Linked DNA regions of Homo sapiens: region 1 is linked to region 2. Evidence: read pairs that join two places in POLR2A ChIA-PET (ENCODE). Cell type or tissue: GM12878. All regions are shown on one strand. Links, peaks and the distances in the headings refer to the core of each region. The heading gives the core; the rest is flanking DNA. Region 1 overlaps CTNNA1 (catenin alpha 1). Region 2 holds the start of SNORA74A (small nucleolar RNA, H/ACA box 74A).

Region 1 (12,280 bases), core at 1,699-9,698, 380 kb before region 2:
TGGTCACTTACTAGGGTTGTTGCCTTTTGCCTGTTCCAGCTCTGCGCAGTCTCTGATCTGAGTCATCTACCTTGAGAGGACCCTGGCCTTGGCCCATTAAAACCCAAGTTCTCATCATGAAATGGTGCCTCCCTGCAAAACCCCCCACCACCCACCAGAGGAAACACTGTTTTGGCTGATTGCTTACTTCTCTGAAGTTCTCCTTTCTCTTTTCTAGCCTCTGACAATTTCTCTTAATTTTTCACCTGCCTAGCTCTGCATTAAAAATTGAAAAAGCATTATTAAAGCATAATCTGTATACCATAAAATTAACCATTTTAAGTGTACAATTCAGATTTTGGTAAGTTTACAGAACTGTGCACCCATCACCACAATCTAGTTGTAGAATTTTTCTATTATCCATGCATACTTCATTTTTCAGTATTGTAAGATATCTTATTTCTCCTAATAAGATCACCAACACCTTTCCCTGGAAATTGGAAAGGTAGGGGCTTATCATCATTTCCCCTGTGGGTTTGGAAGTAGTTGTTAAAAACTTATTGAGTGCCTCTGAAATGTTATGACCTGCATTTGGGACTTTTACTTTATGTACGACAAGTTTGTAAAAGTTGAGTTTTTGATTTTATTGTTATTTTTGACTTTTAGACATTCAGATCATTTTAAAGAAGAAAACTCGGGTGCTAGCTTGGCCCAGGGGCACAGGGGAAGAGATGAATGTTTTGAACTCTGTTCCTTTGGGCTGCTGCTGCGTTGGTGGGTCATTATTTAGACTTAAAAGCTCCCTGTCCCACATCTCTTCTCACTTGCTTACTCCTACAACAGGTATAAACTGTTATGAGAGTCAGTCATTAATTTATTATCAAGAACAAAAAGAAATCTTATCTTGTCTTCCTACAAACATTCCAGGATAAGAGGAACTCAGCCAAATAGGAAGCCAGGAGCAGTTAAGGAAGTGGGAAACAACTTGTGTTCGACTTCAGTAAATCATAAATCTATGTATAATAGAGAAAAATAGTCATTATGGTTACAGAAGGAGCAGGATTGAAATAAAGTCATAATGGGATTTTTTCCTAAATGAAACTTCATTTAACAAATTTTATGTAAGTAAAGATCATCCATCGTGGAGTAAAGGTAGAGCCTTCCTAAAAGACTGAAAAAGTTGTCTGTCATGTACAGATGTCTAATCTGTTGATCTGACACAGGGGGGCTGTGAGTCATTTCCTCAACAGCTCAGATTTGAGCTTGGGTTTTCCTGAAACCAGCAAAACCCAAGGCCGATTGTTTAAATGTTTTCTGAAACCTGCTCTTCCGCAAGGTCCAAACTTCCACACAGTAGGCACAGATGGTACAAAAGAGGGCTGCCTGATCTCAAACTAGTGGTTGTGGTGTCAGTCTTAGCCTACCTCTTCGAATAGTGGGAATCAGAGACATTTTAGTTGTTAATACAAGTAACTGTGGTAGGAAAGATAATAATTTATTCTCCTAACAAATCCAGAGATACTTCTCACTGTTCTACGAAGTCTTGGCTCTGCTGGGTTCTCTGTGGAAGTTAACTGCTCCAAGTGTTTTTCTTTTCTCTTCTCTTCTCTTCCGCTCCCCTCCCCTCCCCTCTTTTCTCTTTTCTCTTTTTTGAGAGAGTCTCGCTCTGTTGTCCAGGCTGGAGTGCAGTGGCGCCATCTCAGCTCACTTCAACCTCCACCTCCTGAGTTCAAGCAATTCTCATGCCTCAGCCTCCCAAGCAGCTGGGATTACAGGGGCGTGCCACCACGCTGGGCCAATTTTTGTATTTTTAGTAGAGGTGAGGTTTCACTATGTGGCCAGGGGTGGGTCTCCCAACTCCTGGCCTCAAGCAGTCCGCCCACCTCGGCCTCCCAAACTGCTGGTATTACAAGCATGAGCCACCACACCCAGCCTCTTTCTTTTTTTGGGACATGGTCTTGCAGTCATGGCTTGCTGCAGCCTCGACCTTCTGGGCTCAAGCTATTCTCCCAACTCAGCCTTCCAATTAGCTGGGACTATAGGTGCGTGCCACCACACCCAGCCAATGAAAAATTTTTTAATGTATAGAGATGGGGTCTTGCTATGTAGCCCAGGCTGGTCACAAACTCCTAGCCTCAAGTGATCCTCTTGCCTTGGACTGGAAGCCACTGCACCCAGCTCAGAGTGTTTCTCATTCTAACCTCAGGATCTTCTTTAGTCTCATTGTTAATAGTTACGTCATTCTAGAGCCCCAGATTTTCCACAGAAAGAGGCATTTAGGAAGCTCCTCTCCTCGCCCTCTCCTTTCACTGTAGTCAGGCCTGACACTAGTATGTGAGGTTAGCCTCTCAGAGAGCTATGGTCATGATGTTGCATTTGCACATTTGTCATTGTTAGAAGTGAGTAGCCCTGTCCCTGGGGGGTGAATTGAAGCTCATTCATCTGGAGAAGACTGTTAGTGACAGGCACTCCTTCCTCCTCCCAGGCCTCCTGAAATAGGCAGTGTGCTCTTGTAGAACATTACTGCTTCAACAGTACACCAGAAATATTTTAAAGTAATGTTTTAAAATAAAGAACAAGTCTTCCATAACCTTTGTTTTGTTAGTGTTTGTAATCATGAAACAGAAAAGATGGTTTAACAGCCATTTCAGCCTTAGCCACACACTACCCTCATGTGTCTGATGTAGAGAGTACTTACGTAATCTTTTGCTTCTTTTTTAAAAATCTTTTGCTTCTTAATTTAAATATTTTTCTGAGTTTTAAGGATTCATAAGATTGAGAATATAGATTGAAATAAGATTGTGCTAGTAGTGACTGTCCTGGATCCAGCATTCAAGTGGCCTCCTAAATGATTGGAATAGGCAGGGTGCTGGGCACCTCACCAGGGATCTTTGTTTTTTGTTTTTGTTTTTGAGACGGAGTCTCGCTCTGTCGCCCAGGCTGGAGTGCAGTGGCGTGATCTCGGCTCACTGCAAGCTCCGCCTCTCAGGTTCACGCCATTCTCCTGCCTCAGCCTCCCGAGTAGCTGGGACTACAGGCGCCTGCCACCACGCCCGGCTAATTTTTTTGTATTTTAGTAGAGACGGGGTTTCACCGTGTTAGCCAGGATGGTCTCGATCTCCTGACCTCATGATCCGCCCGCCTCGGCCTCCCAAAGTGCTGGGATTACAGGCATGAGCCACCGTGCCCGGTACACCAGCGATCTTTGTTAGTCACAAAATGCTAATTTTTTCAATGATCATCATCAGATTTTATGTTTGTTGTTCAAAATGTCGTCTTAAGGCAGTGAAGCAATAGAAGTTGTAGATTACTCTTCATGAACACATCTAATTCAAGCTTTCTCCTTCAATGAATATTTGTTTCCTTTTTTTTTAAGTCTTACATTTTACAAAATTTATCTTAGGTCATATTTTGCAGTGATTTTTTAAGCAAACAAATAGAAATCCCCAGTCATCTCTGTAGATTTGTCATCCTGAAAAGAAATGTCTCTCTGCTTGGGTCCAGATGACAGAGAAGGTGGAACTGTAAGTGTCAGGGAGTATAAGTGTTGCTTCTTTATGTGACTTTGAAGGACTCATAAACATCAGAGATCTGACTTTCCAGTTCCTTTACATTTTTATGTTTAAATTGCACGTTAACTTCTTTTGTTTCTCCTTGTGTTTGGGCATTGCAGGATTCTGATAGTTAGCAGTCTTATAGAAAGCTGATAATCCTTAACTGTAGCACTACAAACAACTGCCGTAATAGTGTATAATTTTTCTGATGTGTTTATGTGCTTAAGTTGGGCGGAGGAGTGAAAATCAAAGGTTATTGCCATTGCCCTTGTTTACTCTAGCATTTAAATTCCCAGAAAGTGCCTCTGATATTCAACTGCCTACGCCTTTATCATTCATAACTCAGTTTGCAACTGGGGTAAAGATGTGTCTCAGTACCGTGTATTCAGTTGGGCCCAGATATTGCTAATGGAATTGGCAAGCCTGTTCATTTAGAAATATGGATAAGTGATCACAGCCTTAGCAGTCACTACGCAGTAACATTCCAGAGCTTCAGCAAAGGAAGTATGACACAACCTGGAAAGATTGTTCCTGGCCACGTGAGCTGTATCATTGAGATGGCTGGACGGGAAGGTAAAGATTTCGGTTCAAATTAAGCCGCATCAGCCAGGAGAGATTCAAGCTGTCAGTGTTTTTGAGAACCCAGTTGAAGGGCAGTTTTGCTTTTAACTATGAAACATAACCAGTTTCCTTTTCCACTTTTGATCATGATTGCCTTTGGTCCATCTTGATGTTGTCTTCATGTTATTTTTTTTTGTTTGAAAAATTGTCTGGTGTTCAAATAAAATTCATCTTGCCTTAAATTAAGCATCTATTCCCTGTCAAATGAGCATAGCACCTTAGAGTTTTTTATTTCCTTCCTTCAAGAACACTGCAAAACACATTTTTGAGGATAACAACAGTTCTTTCCTGATGCCCTTGATTCTTCAGCTTTTCTCACCTTATTGCCCATACTAGAAGAACCTTTTTCTGAAGTTACTGTTCAGGCGGGTTAGAGGCCATGCAAAGCATGTGAGTTACAGGCCCTGGGATCTTTCAAGGTTTTGCCACCAACCTGCAATGTGATGTATGTTATGAGTCTGTATAGTTTGCTTTGTGTAGAGTTAAAAATGTGTCCTCATCTAAGTAAATAATCAGGCTGTGAGAAGGGAGGCACCCTTGGTGCCCTTGTCATCTGTTCCAGAATGGTCAGAGGTAGGGCCAGGTGTGTGTTTTTTCCTTAGCAGTCAAAAGAGAAAAATCTTTAAAGATTATTTTTTATGTTTATAGGTTGCCAACTTGGCCTGTTCCATCTCAAATAATGAAGAAGGTGTAAAGCTTGTTCGAATGTCTGCAAGCCAGTTAGAAGCCCTCTGTCCTCAGGTAAAGTACAACTGACACTGGTGACAGCATAACCAAATTAAATTTTGATTCAAGTGGAGATGAGGTTTATTTTGTTAAGTTTTGTTTTGTTTTTAGGATTTTAGATGGAAGTCTTGGGGACAGATCACTGACACAGAACCCACATAGTTTGGAATATTTTTTGTTTAACATTAAGTGACATTTGCACGGGAGATTACATGTTACTCCTGGCCCTTCATTGAAAATGCACAGTGGGCTGGGCACGGTGGCTCACGCCTGTAATCGCAGCACTTTGGGATCCCAAAGTGGATGGGTCAGTTGAGCCCAGGAATCTGAGACCAGCCTGGGCAACATAGCAAAACACCATCTCTTAAAAAAAAAATACATATTTTGGCCGGGCACAGTGGCTCACGTCTGTAATCCCAGCACTTTGGGAGGCCGAGGCGGGCGGATCACGAGGTCAGGAGATCGAGACCATCCTGGCTAAAACGGTGAAACCCCGTCTCTACTAAAAAAAAAAAAAATTAGGTGGGTGTGGTGGCAGGTGCCTGTAGTGCCAGCTACTCGGGAGGCTGAGGCAGCAGAATGGCGTGAACCTGGGAGGCGGAGCTTGCAGTGAGCTGAGATCGCACCACTACACTCCAGCCTGGGCGACAGAGCAAGACTCCGTCTCAAAAAAAAAAAAAAAAAAATACATACATACATACATAAATACAAAAATTAGCCCAACATGATGGCGTGCACCTGTAGTCCCAGCCACTCAGGAGGCTATGGTGGGAGGCTGGCTTGAGCCTGGGAGGCAAAGGTTGCAGTGAGCCGAGATCACACCACTGCACTCCAGCCTTGGTGACAGAGTGAGACCTTGTCTTGGTGGGTTGAGGAAGGTATGGTGCCTTCCATTGCTGGAAAATACAGGGTGGCAGTGACCACAGTCTCCTTGAGGGAGAGTCTACACCCTCCTTGAGGGCCATTTGTGACATCTGGCCATCCTGGAACCATGAGAGTTACCTCACACTATTCACCTATATTCATTTTAATGGTCAGTATTTGGGTCTCTGTGTTGGAGGAAACCAAATTCACAAGCTAGTCTCTTTATTCTGTAGTGTCATAAAGCAGCCTTATGATACAGATAGTAACTTAATTTGGCCAGCTTCTGAAGTGAAAGCTCAAGAACTTGTCTCCATTTATAATAGTATATTGGAAGACTGATGATGAAGCTGTGTTACACATCTGGCCCTCTAGAAAGACTCTGAAGCACACATGACAGCGAATGCTTTTTAAGTGCCCAGTGTGTTGCCTGCCTCCTGTGAGAAGAGCTGAGTTTGTTTGTCTGGCTTGACACTCCTTGTCATTCCAGGGATTTCTAAGGAGTATAAGTGATGATTCAGTAGAAGAGGTTTCCTCTCCACTTTCCCATGTGTAAATTGCTCATGGCATACTCTGAGGACTTACCTCTCTTTACATGTCCTGCCAGAAGGCAGTGGCCTCAAATAAAGGAGAGTAAGCAGAGGGACTGGAGAAATGAAATAGAGGTCATAGGAATGAAGTTGCTATGTTATGTCTGCAACCAATTTTAAAATATTCTGTGACTATTATTTGGCTTTTTTCATGTAAATAATCCCTGACATTCAAGGTAGGCAACCAAAATAAGTAAAGCCTCTCTCGGTGGTTATTAATCTGTCATTCTCATTGCTACATAGGTTAGTAGGGCATTTGTTCTAACACCTAACCATGTGGATTAATTTGCCAATGAGAGTTGCTCTGCCTTAATATTACTGTGATGGACCCATTGTGAATTCACATCATCTGATAGACATTTTCCCAGTGTTAGTCCAGTCCTGAAATCTGCCAGTCATTGACAGCTGCATAGATATTTGCAATGGATCCAATCACCACATCCAGAAGGATCTTGGATGGCCAAGTTGTATGAGACAGATTTGAATTTGGATTCTTTCTTCAAGTTTGTTTGCCATTTACCCTATCAGCACTTTGTTTTTAATGTCTTTGGTTTTCCATTTGGTCTTGAAATGCTTGAAAAGCGACAATGCTTTCACAAATCTGTGGAAACAGATGGTAGCATACACTGATCACACCTACCAAGAGTATTTATATAAATGATCTTAAAACCCAGGAAAAAAATCACACGGAGAGTCTAGTAGATCCTAATGAAAATGATGGTGTGCATAACCTGTGTGGCCAAGCCATGTCACATGGGTTTGAGTTAGCCATCAGAAAGCAATGTGTCTTCCTCTCCCTTGCAGTTTCATTTTTCCTACTAAAACAGATTTCAAGAGGAATAGGCTTTAGGCAGACAGTGCCCAGACCACACTTGGTACTGGGTATGTGTCCTGAAAAAAACCATGTTTTTTCAAGTGTGATTATTCTTCAGATTCTCACCTGGGCTCATTGCTACTCTTGCTCACAAACTGCTATGCACACAGGACTGGGCAGGTTCAGTAATGGCAAATAAAGTAGGTGTTTACAGACATGGTCACAGCAAACTGGGCATCATGTGCTTGATTTTCAGTAAGGCAGCTTTGACTTCACCCCAGCCCCGTTATTGCCAGATCCCTTCCTCCTCCTCCTTCTTTCTTGTTTCTTCTTCTTTTTTCTTTTTTTGAGATGGAGTCTGACTCTGTCACCCAGGCTGGAGTGCAGTAGCATGATCTCTGCTCACTGCAGCCTCTGCCTCCCAGGTTCAAGTGATTCTCCTGCTGCAGCCTCCCAAATAGCTGGAATTACAGGCATGTGCCACCATGCCCAGCTAATTTTTGTATTTCTGGTAGAGACGGGGTTTCACCATGTTGCCCATGCTGGTCTTGAACTCCTGGCCTCAAGTGATGCCTGCTTTGGCCTCCAAAAGTGCTGGGATTACAGGCCTGAGCCACCACGCCCGGCCCCCTACATTATTTTAAACAAAAATTCTGCAATTCAGATTTTTCTGTCATGTCTCAATTTTAAACAATTGGTAACTAATTTAAAGTTTTTGAAATCTTTGAGGAGGATAACTCAAACTCTTCTGTGTGCTGCCTCTGGCCTGCTGTGGCCCGTGTGTTTCATGCTCAGAGGATCTCTCCTTCAAGGAAGCGAAGGGCTGTCCCTCGGAGGAAGAGGGCCTTGATTGTGGAGACCTCTGCCTCCTCTCTTGTGGGCAGTGATCACAAGCACCACGGATCCTGATTTTGAGGTATTCCCTTCCAAGGTCTAGGCAAGTTAATCAACATGTTAGGTAACTAGGGTAGTTAGTTAATTCACTAGGAGCTTAATTTGGTGTTTTAATATGCTGCAGCATGTAGCCAAACATTTATTATTTTAAAGTGTGTGTTTCTTTATAGTAAGGCTACTGTTGACCTCTCTTCACAGTGTGGAAGAGGTGCTCAGTGCTTCTAGGATGTATTTTAGTGTTTTATGCCTCATGCCCAGGCTGCTGTACATAGGCAGCACTACAGTTTGGAGTTGGCTCCTATATGCTATTTTTAGTTTCTGGTGGGGAGAAATGACAGGTGGGACCATTAGAGGAGTTTTCATCCCCATGCCCCCCATCCGCCCTTTTTTTTTTCTTCTTCTTCTTCTTCGAGACAGAGTCTCGCTCTGTCACCCAGGCTGGAGTGCAGTGGTGCAATCTCGGCTCACTGCAACCTCCGCCTCCAGGGTTCAAGCAATTCTCCTGTCCCAGCCTCCCAAGTAGCCAGGACTACAGGTGCCTGCCACCACGCCCGGCTAATTTTTGTATTTTTTAGTAGAGATGGGGTTTCACCTTGTTGGTCAGGCTGATCCCACCCTCCTTGGCCTCCCAAAGTGCTGGGATTACAGGCATGAGTCACTGTGCCCGGCCTTTCATCCCCATTTTAAAGTTTGCCCTATAGCAAATTAACTTTTGAGAGACATAGGAAAATCCATTCTACAGTACTCACTTTTTAGCAGTTAAACAACTTTAACTGGAAACATTTGAGATAGTAAAGTTGAGTTCAGGCCCTGTGCTCACATCTGTAATCCCAGCATTTTCAGAGGTCAAGGTCGGGGGATCATTTGAAGCCAGTATTTCAAGACCAGCCTGGGCAACAGAGCGAGACCCCATCTCCTAAAATAAAAGAATTGGCTGGGCATGATGGCGTGCACTTGTAGTCCCAGCTACTCAGGAGGCTGAAGCAGGAGGATCGCTTGAGCGCAGGAGTTCCAGGCTGCAGTGAGCTGTGATTATACCACTGCACTCCAGCCTGGGCGACAGAGTATGACCCCTTTGACCCCTTCTCTAAATATAACATCAAGTTGAGGAAGAAGTAATCTAAAAGTGGCTATATTTTGTTGGGAGAAGGAACCCACATTTTTTGGCGATTTGTTATCATTAAGAAAAGAGGAGGTAGGTCGGCTCTCTCTCTGCATTGCCTTCTACTTGATGGCTACTTTCTCTCACTCTTTTCTCTGGAAAGGGACCTGCCTCCATCCGAGCAGAGCGCCCCGGTCTCACAAACTTTTACGAGGAAGCAGTTTACAAATTGGTTTGGGAAGAGACCAGAATCTGTACCCTTTGTATCCCAGGCATTATGTTTTGCTTGTGAATGTGCCCGTTTTAGTCTATAGTAGCTGCTTTAAATATTTTAATTTTTAAATTCAAAACCATTTGGTGTGCTGGTCAGGAAGAAGAAACAAAAACACAAAAACCCCAAACCTTGCAAACAGCAGCAGGTTTCTGACATTTTGAGTCTTTAAAATCAGAGGAGGGCATTTTGGAGATTATCTCACTCAATATTTTTTCTTAGTTCATTATGCAAGAATGAGCATTACACATTCGTATTAACATTAAGTTAATACAAATCTGGCACTTAAATAATTTATAATGCCTGGTTTAATGCATGGCTTTTCTTGGAAATTTACACAAAGGATGAATTAAGTATATGAAGCCTCTACTTATCTACATTTTTTTCTTTCCTCCCCCCCCACCCTTTTTTTTTTTAAGAGACAGGTTTTCACTCTGTTACCCAGGCTAGAGTGCAGTGGTGCCATCATGAATCACTGCAGCCTTGACCTCCTAGGTTTAAGCAGTCCTTGCACCTCAGCCTCTGAGTAGCTGGGACCACAGGTGGACTCCACCACACTTGGCTAATTTTTAAAATTTTTTGTTTGCCCAGGCTGGTCTCAAACTCCTGAGGTCAGGTGATCCTCCCACCTGAGCCTCCCAAAGTGCTGGGATTTCAGCCTGTGAGCCACTGTCCCAGGTCTCTTTTTTCTTTTGGTATTTCTCACTCACTAAATTGAGAAGTTACTTCTGAAATTGTTCATTCTTCCTTCTGCCTCCCTAGATTTATCTTCCATATTGCTTCTTCTGTCATTGTGCTTATGGGAACCCTGATCATATTTGTGGCTGACATGCTTGACACACATCAAATAAGCATAAACTCAGGCTGGCCTGGCCCCTAGCTCTAGGTGGGAAAATACATGGCCCTTAAAGGAGCACCCCATACATACAGGACGGGGCAGACCTGTGGCTTCAGCTGTCACTTAACCTATTATTTCACAATCATGGGACCATCTGTCTTTGAATCGCTTCACTTTTCCACTTTGGTATTCTCTAATCTGGTTTTTTACAAAGCAGTTTCACAGAGAACTCAAGGGAGATGCTTCTTACTAAAAGTTTCTCTGAGCATTTTCTGTATCCTCCCATCTCTACCCTTCTGTGCCTCCCACCCCTCCTTGACTGAGGTCTACAGGTAACAGCCCCACAGAGGTGCTGTGCTCTTTTCATAAGGCTTGCCTGTTGCTTTGCTGATTTCTGTATCTTAAAATTGGAAAGTGTTTCCTACTTTTCTTTTTTTTTTTTTTTTTTTTTTTTTTTGGAAAAATCTGTGTATATTTGGTATTAGTTCTTTGTATGTTTGGGAGAATTTACCAGTGAAGCCTGGTAACTGTTAAACTCTAGCTGGGCCTGGAATTTGCTTTGTGGGAAGGTTTTTAATGATGACTGCAGTTTCTTTAATAGACAGGGATATTTAGGGTTTTTTTAATTCTTGAGTGAGCTTTGGTAATTTGTCTTTCATTAATTTTCTACTCTTTGTTTTCTTCCTTCTGCTTGCTTTGGGTTTAATTTGCTCCTTTTCTAGTTTTAAAATTGGAAGCTTTAACTCATTGCCTTGAGACCTTCCTTCCTCCTTTTCTAAGGTAACATTTAAACATTTTAATACTATAAATTTCCCTCGAAGCACTGTTTTAGCTGCCCCACAGATTTTTATTATGATGTGTTAAATATGGTTAGGATGGGCAGGAAGGACTCACTGAGAAAGTGATGTATAAACAAAGACCTGAAGGAAATGACAGAGCAAACCACGGAGGATGTCTCAGGGGAGAGAGCTCCAGGCAGAGAGAACAGCAAGTGCAAAAGCTTGGAGGAAGGAGATCAGATATCTAAAACAAGTTTAGGGACTGCAGGGCCTTTGGAGGCCTTGGTCGTAGGCCTTTGGCTTTTAATTTGAGATGGGAAACCATTGAAGGGTTTTGAGTAGAAGAGTGACATGAGCTTACTTAGGTTGTAACAAGATCTCGGCCATGCGCAGTGCCTTACACCTATAATCCCAGCACTTTGGGAGGCCAAGACACAGTGACTACTTGAGCCCAGGAATTCTAGAACAGCCTGAGCAACATAGTGAGACCCTGTATCTATAAAAATAAAAAATTTGCCAGGCATGGTGGTGCAAGGCTACAGTCCTGGCTACATGGAAGGCCGAGGTGGGAGGATTGCTTGAATCCAGAGGTCGAGGGTATAGTGAGCCATGATTGTGCCCCTGCACTCCAGCCTGGGTGACAGAGTGAGACCCTGTCTCAAAAACAAAAAACCAAGATCTCTCTGACTTCTGTGAAGAGGGAAAGAAGCAGAGAGGCTCTTTAGGAAATTGCAGTACACAGAATAATGGCCTCCCAAACATGTCAATTTCCTAATTCCCTAAGCCCAGGAATGTATCACCTCACATGGCAAAGGGGACTCTGCAGGGATGAATAAATTAAGGATCTTTAGATGGAAAGATTATCCTAGATTATCCCAGTGGACCCCCCCCCAATATAATCATAAGTGTCCTTATATGAGGGAGGCAGGGGCATCAGAGGCAGAGAAGAAAATACAGTGATGGAAGCAGAGGCTGGCCACAAGTCAAGTAATGTGGGCAGCCTCAGGAATTTGGAGAAGTTAAGGGCTGGCTTTTTCACTAGAACCTCCAGAAGGAACACAGATTTGATGATAATGTTGTTGATTTTAGCTCTGTAAGACCCATTTCAGAATTCTGATGTCCAGAAACTGTAAGATAATAGATTTGTGTTGTTTTAAGCCACTACATTTGTGGTAATTTATTACAGAAGCAATAGTAGACTAAAACAGATGGTATTGTACTAATCCAGGCAAGAGTACAGTGGATATGGTG
Region 2 (8,000 bases), core at 1-8,000:
ATATTTGCTTTAGTTGCTTACTGATTTTCAGAAATGAACAGTTGTTGCCCCATTAAAGTGGTAGATATTGAGTTCCCTTTGTAGTAATTTTGTTTTGGAATGCTTTTTCCCAAGTAGTTGGGATGATAGGTGTGTGCCACCACAACCAGATAATTTTTTTTTTTTTAATTTGTAGAGACAAAGTCTCATTATGTTGCCCAGGCTTTAGTAGAGACAAGGTTTCACGACGTTGTCCAGGCTGGTCTCGAACTCCTGGGCTCAAGTGATCTCCTGCCTCTCAAAGTGCTGGGGTTACAGGCATGAGCCACTGCACCGTGCCTGGCCTGGAATGCTAATCTTTTGAGAAGAGATGACCCTCGGTTGCTGTGAAAAGTGACATACTAGTTTCCACAGGAGGAAATGGGGAGGATGTTGGGGGGCAGGGGAGTTGTTTATCAAAGCTTGTTTTGTTAGATCAGTTGGCATTCCCTTAATAGGATTCTCTCAACTAAATGTGAGTGCTTTGTGTGAATGCCTCAACTGTGAATAGCCTTTTACATATGGGGTCTTAAGGCTAGTGATATCTGTAGGGCTTGGGGGATGGTTAGCTTTATAGTACTATAGGCAGGGAAAAGGCAAATAATGGTAAATAAAATAATTCCTGAGGCTATAGAAATTGGGGTAAATGGCAAGCAGCATTCTATTTCCATCTCTCCAGATAAGGGTCCTTAGGAGCTGCTATTTTAGACCAGGGTGCCAAACATTCAAATTCATGGGAAATATATCATGTCTGCTCGTCTTTTTTTTTTTTTTTTTTTAATTGACAGTAATTGTATATGTTATATGGGGTACAACATGAGGTTTTCATACATGTTTACATTGTGGAATGAGTAAATCATGCTAGTTAACACATCTAGCACCTCACATACTTATATTTTGTTGTGGTGAAAACATTTAGTATCTTTTAGCAATTTTGAAATATACAGGCCAGGCACGGTGGCTCGCACCTGTATTCCCAGCACTTTGGGAGGCTGAGGTGGGAGGATCATTTGAACCCAGGAGTTTGAGACAAGCCTGGGCAACAGAAAGAGATCTCATCTCTATAAAAAACAAAAAAGAAATTAGGTGGGTGTGTTGGCATGCACCTGTAGTCCCAGCTGCTTGGGAGGCTAAGCTGGGAGGATCACTTGACCCAGGAGATTGAGACTACAGTGAACCATGGTCATGCCACTGCACTCAGTCTAGACAGAGTGAGACCCTATCTCAAAAAATATATATATATATATACACACACACACACAATGCATTGCTATTTATTATATTCTGTGTACTAGATCACTAAGTTTGCTTGTCTTCCTTTTTAGGATGACTTGAAAGTAGGGCATCCTTCACCCATCTGAAGGGAGGAAATAGTGGCAGGTGACAGTCTGCATGTGCAGTTTTCAGGTAAATATCCCTATTCATTCCAACATTGACTACCTCCTCTGTGCCAGGCCTGTGGGCTAGTTGGTATCTATCAGGAAACAAATGGGAGGTAAATTAACCTGTATTTGTAAGATCCATGAAGGAAAGGACAATATATCTTGTTTTATTCACTGCTAGATCCCAATCGCAGTGCTTGGCACATGGCAGGACCTCCCTGAATGTTGCATAAAACAACTGAAAACACAGAAGGGGATTCCTGTTAAAGGGTTTGACAACAGGGTCTGCAATTAGTGCTTCCACGCCTGTTTTGCAGTCAATATTCAACTGATACGTCTTCTACCTGGAGTGCCTAGGTATCTGAAACAAATAATGAGAAAGCTGTTTCAGGAATCATCCAGCGGTTGTCAGCTATCCAGGCTCATGTGGTGCCTGTGATGGTGTTACACTGTTGGAAGAGCAAACACTGTCTTTATTGAGGTTTGGCTCCAAGCACTGTTTTGGTGTTGTAGCTGAGTACCTTTGGGCAGTGTTTTGCACCTCTGAGAGTGGAATGACTCCTGTGGAGTTGATCCTAGTCTGGGTGCAAACAATTTTTTTCTGTTTGCAGAAAAAGACAGGTTGTCTTAGGGACAGCCTGTCATTCTTTACCTCTTTGAATCCTAGATGCCTTCACCTGAATGACATCTACCTCCATCAGGACCCCAGATGTCTGACAGCCCTGTGTGACACCAAGATAAGTAACGTATGTAGTCTTCTTGTCATGTAGGTCCCAATTAAATTACTATAGCTCAGATGGGGGTAGGGGACTTAAAATTATGATGTGAAAAATTATGTAGAGTATCAGACTTTTTTTTGGGGGGGGACGGAGTCTTGCTCAGTTGCCCAGGCTAGAGTACAGTGGCTCGATCTCGGCTCACTGCAACCTCTGCCTCCTGGGTTCAAGCGATTCTCCTGCCTCAGCCTCCCGAGTAGCTGGGACTACAGGCACCTGCCACCATGCCAGGCTAATTTTTTTATTTTAAGTAGAGACGAGGTTTCACCATATTGGCCAGGCTGGTCTGAAACTCCTGACCTTGCGATTTGCCTGCCTTGGCCTCCCAAAATGCTGGGATTACAGGTTTTTTTGTTTGTTTTTTGAGACGGAGTCTCACTGTCTCCCAGGCTGGAGTGCAATGGCGCAATCTCGGCTCACTACAACCTCTACCTCCTGGGTTCAAGCGATTCTCCTGCCTCGGCCTCCTGAGTAGCTGGGATTATAGGCGTGCACTACCACGCCCAGCTAATTTTTGTATTTTTAGTAGAGATGGGGTTTCACCATGTTGGTCAGGCTGGTCTCGAACTCCTGACCTCGTGATCCACCTGCCTTGGCCTCCTAAAGTGATGGGAGTACAGGCATGAGCCACCGCGCCCAGCCAAGTATCAGAATTTTAGAGAATTCTTAGGATCTAAAGTCCATCCCTCACTTTTCTGGAGCTCTGCTGTGCAGTAGGTATATGCTACATGTGGCTGTGTAAGTTGATAAAAATTAATCAATTTCTTAATCTCAGAATCTGGCTGCTGACTACCCTATTGGACAACTCCAATATTAGAGAACATTTCCACCAATTCAGAAAGTTTATTATGCACTGCTGTTCTAGAGCAGGGATCAGCAAACTTGCTGTAAAGAGCCAGGTAATATAATATTATGCTTGTTCAGCCATGTGGTTTTTGCAACTATTTTTGCAGCTCTAGTGCAAACACAGCCTTAGACAATATCAACACATGAGCAAGTCTATAGTTCTAATAGAACATTATTTATGGACACTGAATTAGAATTTCATAAAATTTTCAGTGTCAAAATTGTTTTCAATGATTTACAAATTTAAAGACCATTCTTATTTTGAGAGCCATACAAAAACAGCAGGCTGGAATTGGCCCATAGGCTATGGTTTGCCAACCTCTGTCCTGGAGAATGAAATTCAGGCCTTGAAAGTTGAACAGCTCATTAGTGACAGGTTCAGAGCCAATAGCAATGTGTCTTTCTGAAAAGTTTAATGTTATCAATAGCTTTGCCTTAGAGCATCATACTCTTCATCTTTTAGGGCACTAAGGTGACTGCAAGAAATTAACCAGTAGTAAAAATAGTCTGTTTTTTGTGTGTTTGGGATTTGTTTATGTGTTTTTTTGCATGGGTTACTTACAGCAGTTCTCTCCACTTTTAATGTGCTCCAAAGGGAGAGGTCTTAAGAAAGAATAGCAGTCTGCACTTATCAAACTCAGCCACAATCTCAGTCTGAGTTGGTAAAACCGAAATGGCTCCTAAGGAAAGAGGAAAATTTTATGTCATGAATAGTCACAGTACTTTAAATCTGAGGCCTCAAGTTCTAAGCATACAGGTTGTCTTCCTGACTACAGTAGCGCTATCCATGTGCAGAGACGTTCCTATATTGCTACTTGAAAATAGATAATTCATTGGTATTCCTGTATTCAATATCCCAAAAGGCATCAATGGTGTAATCATGTGCATTTAAATAATTTGATGGGATTTCCTACTTGATAAATAAAGTTACTCACCTACTTATCCCTGTCGATTTTTTTTTTTTTAAGCAAAGAAATATATTTCCTGGTGAGTCTAAGAAGATTAGTTTTTAAAATCTTTTTTGATAGAGGGTCTCAACTGTGTCACCCAGCCTGGTGTGCAGTGGCACAAGCACAGCTCACTGCACCCTTGACCTCCTGGGCCAAGCAAACCTCCTGCCTCAGCCTCCCATGTAGCTGGGACTATAGGCATGTGCTGCCATGCCTGGCTTCAAAGTAGTTATTTGTTTTTTTTAGAGACAAGGTCTCACTCAGGCTGGTGTGCAGTGGTGTGGTCACAGCTCACTGCAGTCTCAACTTTCTGGGCTCACGTGGTCCTCCTGACTCAGCCTCCTGAGTAGCTAGGATTACAGATGTCACTCTGCCTGGCCTCGAAGTAGTTTTTTTTTTTGTTTTTTTTTTTTTTTTTGCTCTGTTGCCCAGGCTGGAGTGCAGTGGCACGATCTCAGCTCACTGCAACCTCCACCTCCTGGGTTCAAGCAATTCTCTTGCCTCAGCCACCCAAGTAGCTGGGACTATAGTCACACGCCACCACACCTGGCTAAATTTTTTTTTGTATTTTTAGTAGAGATGGGGTTTTGCCATGCCATTTCAGCCAGGCTGGTCTCAAACTCCTTACCTCAGGTGATCCACCCGCCTCAGCCTCCCAAAGTGCTGGATTACAGGTGTGAGCTACCACACCCAGCCGAAGTAGTTTTTTTCTGTTAATCTTTTCCCATGCTGCAATGAAAACTTGAATGAGACTGGCAGGGTTACTGGTCTGTAAATACCCAGGCTGCCAGCTGCCATAGGTAGCAGTAAACACAAGTGCCTCTTTTCATTGCTTAGGCCAAGTTTCAGGTCTTAGGCCTGTACCATATTAAGAGGAAAAACTAAAAATAAGGAGGGTTTCCAAACACCCCCACCAACCTTGAATTTTTTAAAAAATGAGGGAACCACAATTAATAAACACTATTCCTGGCACCTGTCCATGATTTCACTTGCTGGGTTGAAACAAACTAGTGTCAGTGGGATTTTATGTTGAAATTTTGGATCATGCCTCACTCAAATTTAAACCAGAAAAGCAAAACCCAGAGGGATAAATTCTGCAAGTCCCAAAGGGACACAAAGAGGTGGCTAAGTGCCTAGGAATTCACACAAAGGAAAACACCGTGCTAAGAGCAACTAATTAAGAACTTAAAAAGAGTGACAATGACTCCTGTGAATGTTGTTGCTTAATTAGGGCTTTATGAACACAGCTCCAGTTAATGGACCTGTCAATATACTCTTGAAAAACAATTTCACTGAATTAACAAATTAACTGTAATAACTTAAAATCTCTGCTTAGCAACATCTTTCTCCTTAATGCTATTTAGGAACACTTGTAATGAGCCAACTTGATGAGTCATAAATTTGTCAGTTTAGTAGCCTAAGGCTTGTTCAGAGGAGACCCTGTTACTTGTTTGGTCTTCCTTGCCCTCCAGTAAAGGCCCTTTAGGATGTAAGAATGTTCTGTGCTGCTTCTTAAGGGTGATATACTCATTGGGAAAGTACAGTAAAAAGGACTTTAAAATTTATTTTATTTTACAATACTTTTAGATTTATAGAAAAGTTGGGAAGATGGTACAAAGAGTTCCCATATATACCATACCCAGTTTCCCCTAATAACATCTTACATTGGTATATTATGGTTGTCACAATTAAATGGGCTAATATTGATACATTAGTATTAACTAAAGTCCATACTTTGTTCAGATTTCATTAGTTTTTATGTAATGTCTTTTGTCTGTTCTAGGATCCCGTTGAAGATACCACATTACACTTAGGCTCCTGTTGGCCATGACAGCTTCTTAGACTTGTTTTTAATGACCTTGACAGTTTTGTTTTTTTGTTTGTTTGTTTTTGAGACGGAGTCTCTGTCATCCAGGCTGGAGTGCAATGTAATGGCTCAATCTCAGCTCACTGCAACCTCTGCCTCCCGGGTTCAAGTGATTCTCCTGCCTCAGCCTCCCCAGTAGCTGGGATTACAGGCATGAGCCACCGTGCCCGGCTGCCTCCTAAATTCTCAAAACATTCCATTTTTATTCTGTGGTCTTACTTTATTCTGTCATGTAGAGAATAGTGGTTGAGCCTGTTGTCTTTTGAGAGTGGATGCTGTAGTCCTTACATGGCTGACTTTCAGCCCGTAAGCTTATAGTAGAGGATGGGGATTTTGTTATCAGCTGCTAAAAGGGAGAAGCCAAGCCCAGAACTAAGGGTTCTGATGAGTTGAAGGAGAGGGAAGATGCCCCTCAAGGCAAAGAGCCTCTGAGTTAGAATCTGTGCTTCACCAGAGTGACAATGGTAGAACTTCTCCTTCTCAGTATTAATTCTCCTGGAGAGAACTCTAGGGTTGTCTAAACCTGTTCAACTAGGCTGACTACCCCAGCAAGTGATGGGTTGGACATAAGGCAAAGAACAGGAGGGGTGAAAGGGGGCAGAACAGACAAGTTCTGTCCCAGCCTCTGCTACCTCTAACCCCATGGCATTCTATCCTTTTCTACACTGGGCTTCCATTTCTTACCCCAACAATGATCTGTTCTTCCAGGTGCCGTCATTTAATTTCCCAGACACTTGACCTCCTTCTGATTTGTGTACTCCCTCCAAGGCTGAGTTGCAGTGAGTGACAATAATCTGTGCTAATTACTTATCTTGCCAGAAGACTCAAAGGGTTTATGGCTTTTACTAACTGAACTCTATGCTAGATGTTAGGGATAAATGGTTAACAGGACACAGTTCTTGCTTATCTTGCTATGGTCTGTCAAGCCTTATACAATCTAGCCTTATCTCTCTCACCGTCTTATCTTTATCACCCGTAGATTCCCTTGTTGGCCACTGGTTTCTTTCAGTCCTTAATTAGCCTTTTGTCACTACCTGTCTACACATGCTGTTTTTCCCTTCTCATTCCATCTTGACATTGTCTATTTTGAGATCTCAGCTCAGTTGCAGAGAAGCTGCCTTCCCCATCTGGCAACCCATTATATGTGTCATAGTACCATGTTGTACCATAGAGCTAGACACAGGTGCCATGTTGTGTCTTGAAATGTATTCACCAGCTTCCAAAGGTTTACCTCAATCCCCTTTACTCAAGAAGCCTCAGTTCTACTGACAGTTGGTAATAATAACCTCTCTGTCATAATGTACCCAAAATAGAGTAAGAATATCATGCTTTTCAGTAATACTCCAGTGAATGAGGCTAAGAGTACCATTTTTGTTCTTATAAAAGAATTTTTTTGGACATGAATACAAAGATGTCAGGTTACCAAATCATTTGCTAGTAGATCCTAACAATATCACCTATAGGAAACTGAACGTAGCCTTTAAACATTAAGTGATGATAATGGATTTGGCCGGGCGCGGTTGCCTATAATCCCAACACTGAGAGGCTGAGGTGGGTGGATCACTTGAGGCCAGGACAGGACCAGCATGGCCAACATGGTGAAACCCCGTCTCTACAAAAGAAAAAAATACAAAAATTAGCTGGGTGTTGTGGTGTATGCCTGTAATCCCAACTATTTGGGTGGCTGAGGCACGAGAATCGCTTGAACTTGGAAGGCAGAGGTTGCAGTGAGCTGAGATCGTGCCACTGCACTCCAGCCTGGGTGACAGACTGAGACAGTCTCAAAAAAAAAAAAAGAAAATAATGGATTTGCAGAGACTTGCTATTTAGATTTCAGACATCTGTTAACTAAAACACATGTGTAGGCTTTTGTTACTTATTTCAGTAATCTGTAAATATCTTTATATTTGAGAAAATTTGTGAGACATCTTTGTGTAAATTATAACTTGAAGAACCTCTCTTACAAGCAGGCATATTGGTAAGTAGCTGCGAGGATATAACTTATAACCAGATTGAAGTGTATAATTATAATATGTTATTATTCTGGGGTTCTATAAAAAATAAAATCTTTGAATCTATGATTTTTTGTCATTAGGGTATACTTTGGGACATGTGGCGCCATAGAATATCAACACTATTTACTACATGTTGACCATGTTAA

Evidence for each region. ChIA-PET counts read pairs that join two places held together with the same protein. Peaks named below come from ENCODE experiments on the same cell type or tissue, not always from the same donor. Only the 100,000 strongest peaks of a DNase experiment are listed, where the experiment ranks them.
Region 1: POLR2A ChIA-PET joins it to region 2 with 9 read pairs; 2 of 35 experiments call an interaction of 5 or more read pairs at or near these places.

What each region holds. Positions count from the first base shown.
Region 1 is chr5:138,899,547-138,911,826 of GRCh38, forward strand. It overlaps CTNNA1 (catenin alpha 1), which reads left to right. Exons shown (of 18, transcript NM_001903.5): 10 at 4,803-4,895. Among named protein-coding and RNA genes, the nearest start is that of LRRTM2, 30 kb to the left of the region's middle. In GM12878, for the core only: no CTCF peak of the experiment used is centred there; no DNase peak of the experiment used is centred there.
Region 2 is chr5:139,276,984-139,284,983 of GRCh38, forward strand. It overlaps SNHG4 (small nucleolar RNA host gene 4), which reads left to right. Exons shown (of 7, transcript NR_182757.1): 4 at 1,344-1,425; 5 at 2,068-2,146; 6 at 2,952-3,075; 7 at 5,756-7,917. SNORA74A (small nucleolar RNA, H/ACA box 74A) reads left to right here and starts at 1,797; the gene lies at 1,797-1,996. It overlaps LOC124901081 (a long non-coding RNA gene), which reads right to left. Exons shown (of 4, transcript XR_007058956.1): 3 at 3,585-3,702. It also overlaps a transcript of MATR3 not described here. In GM12878, for the core only: no CTCF peak of the experiment used is centred there; a DNase peak (open chromatin) is centred at 4,266; H3K4me3 peaks cover 3,304 bases; H3K27ac peaks cover 1,307 bases.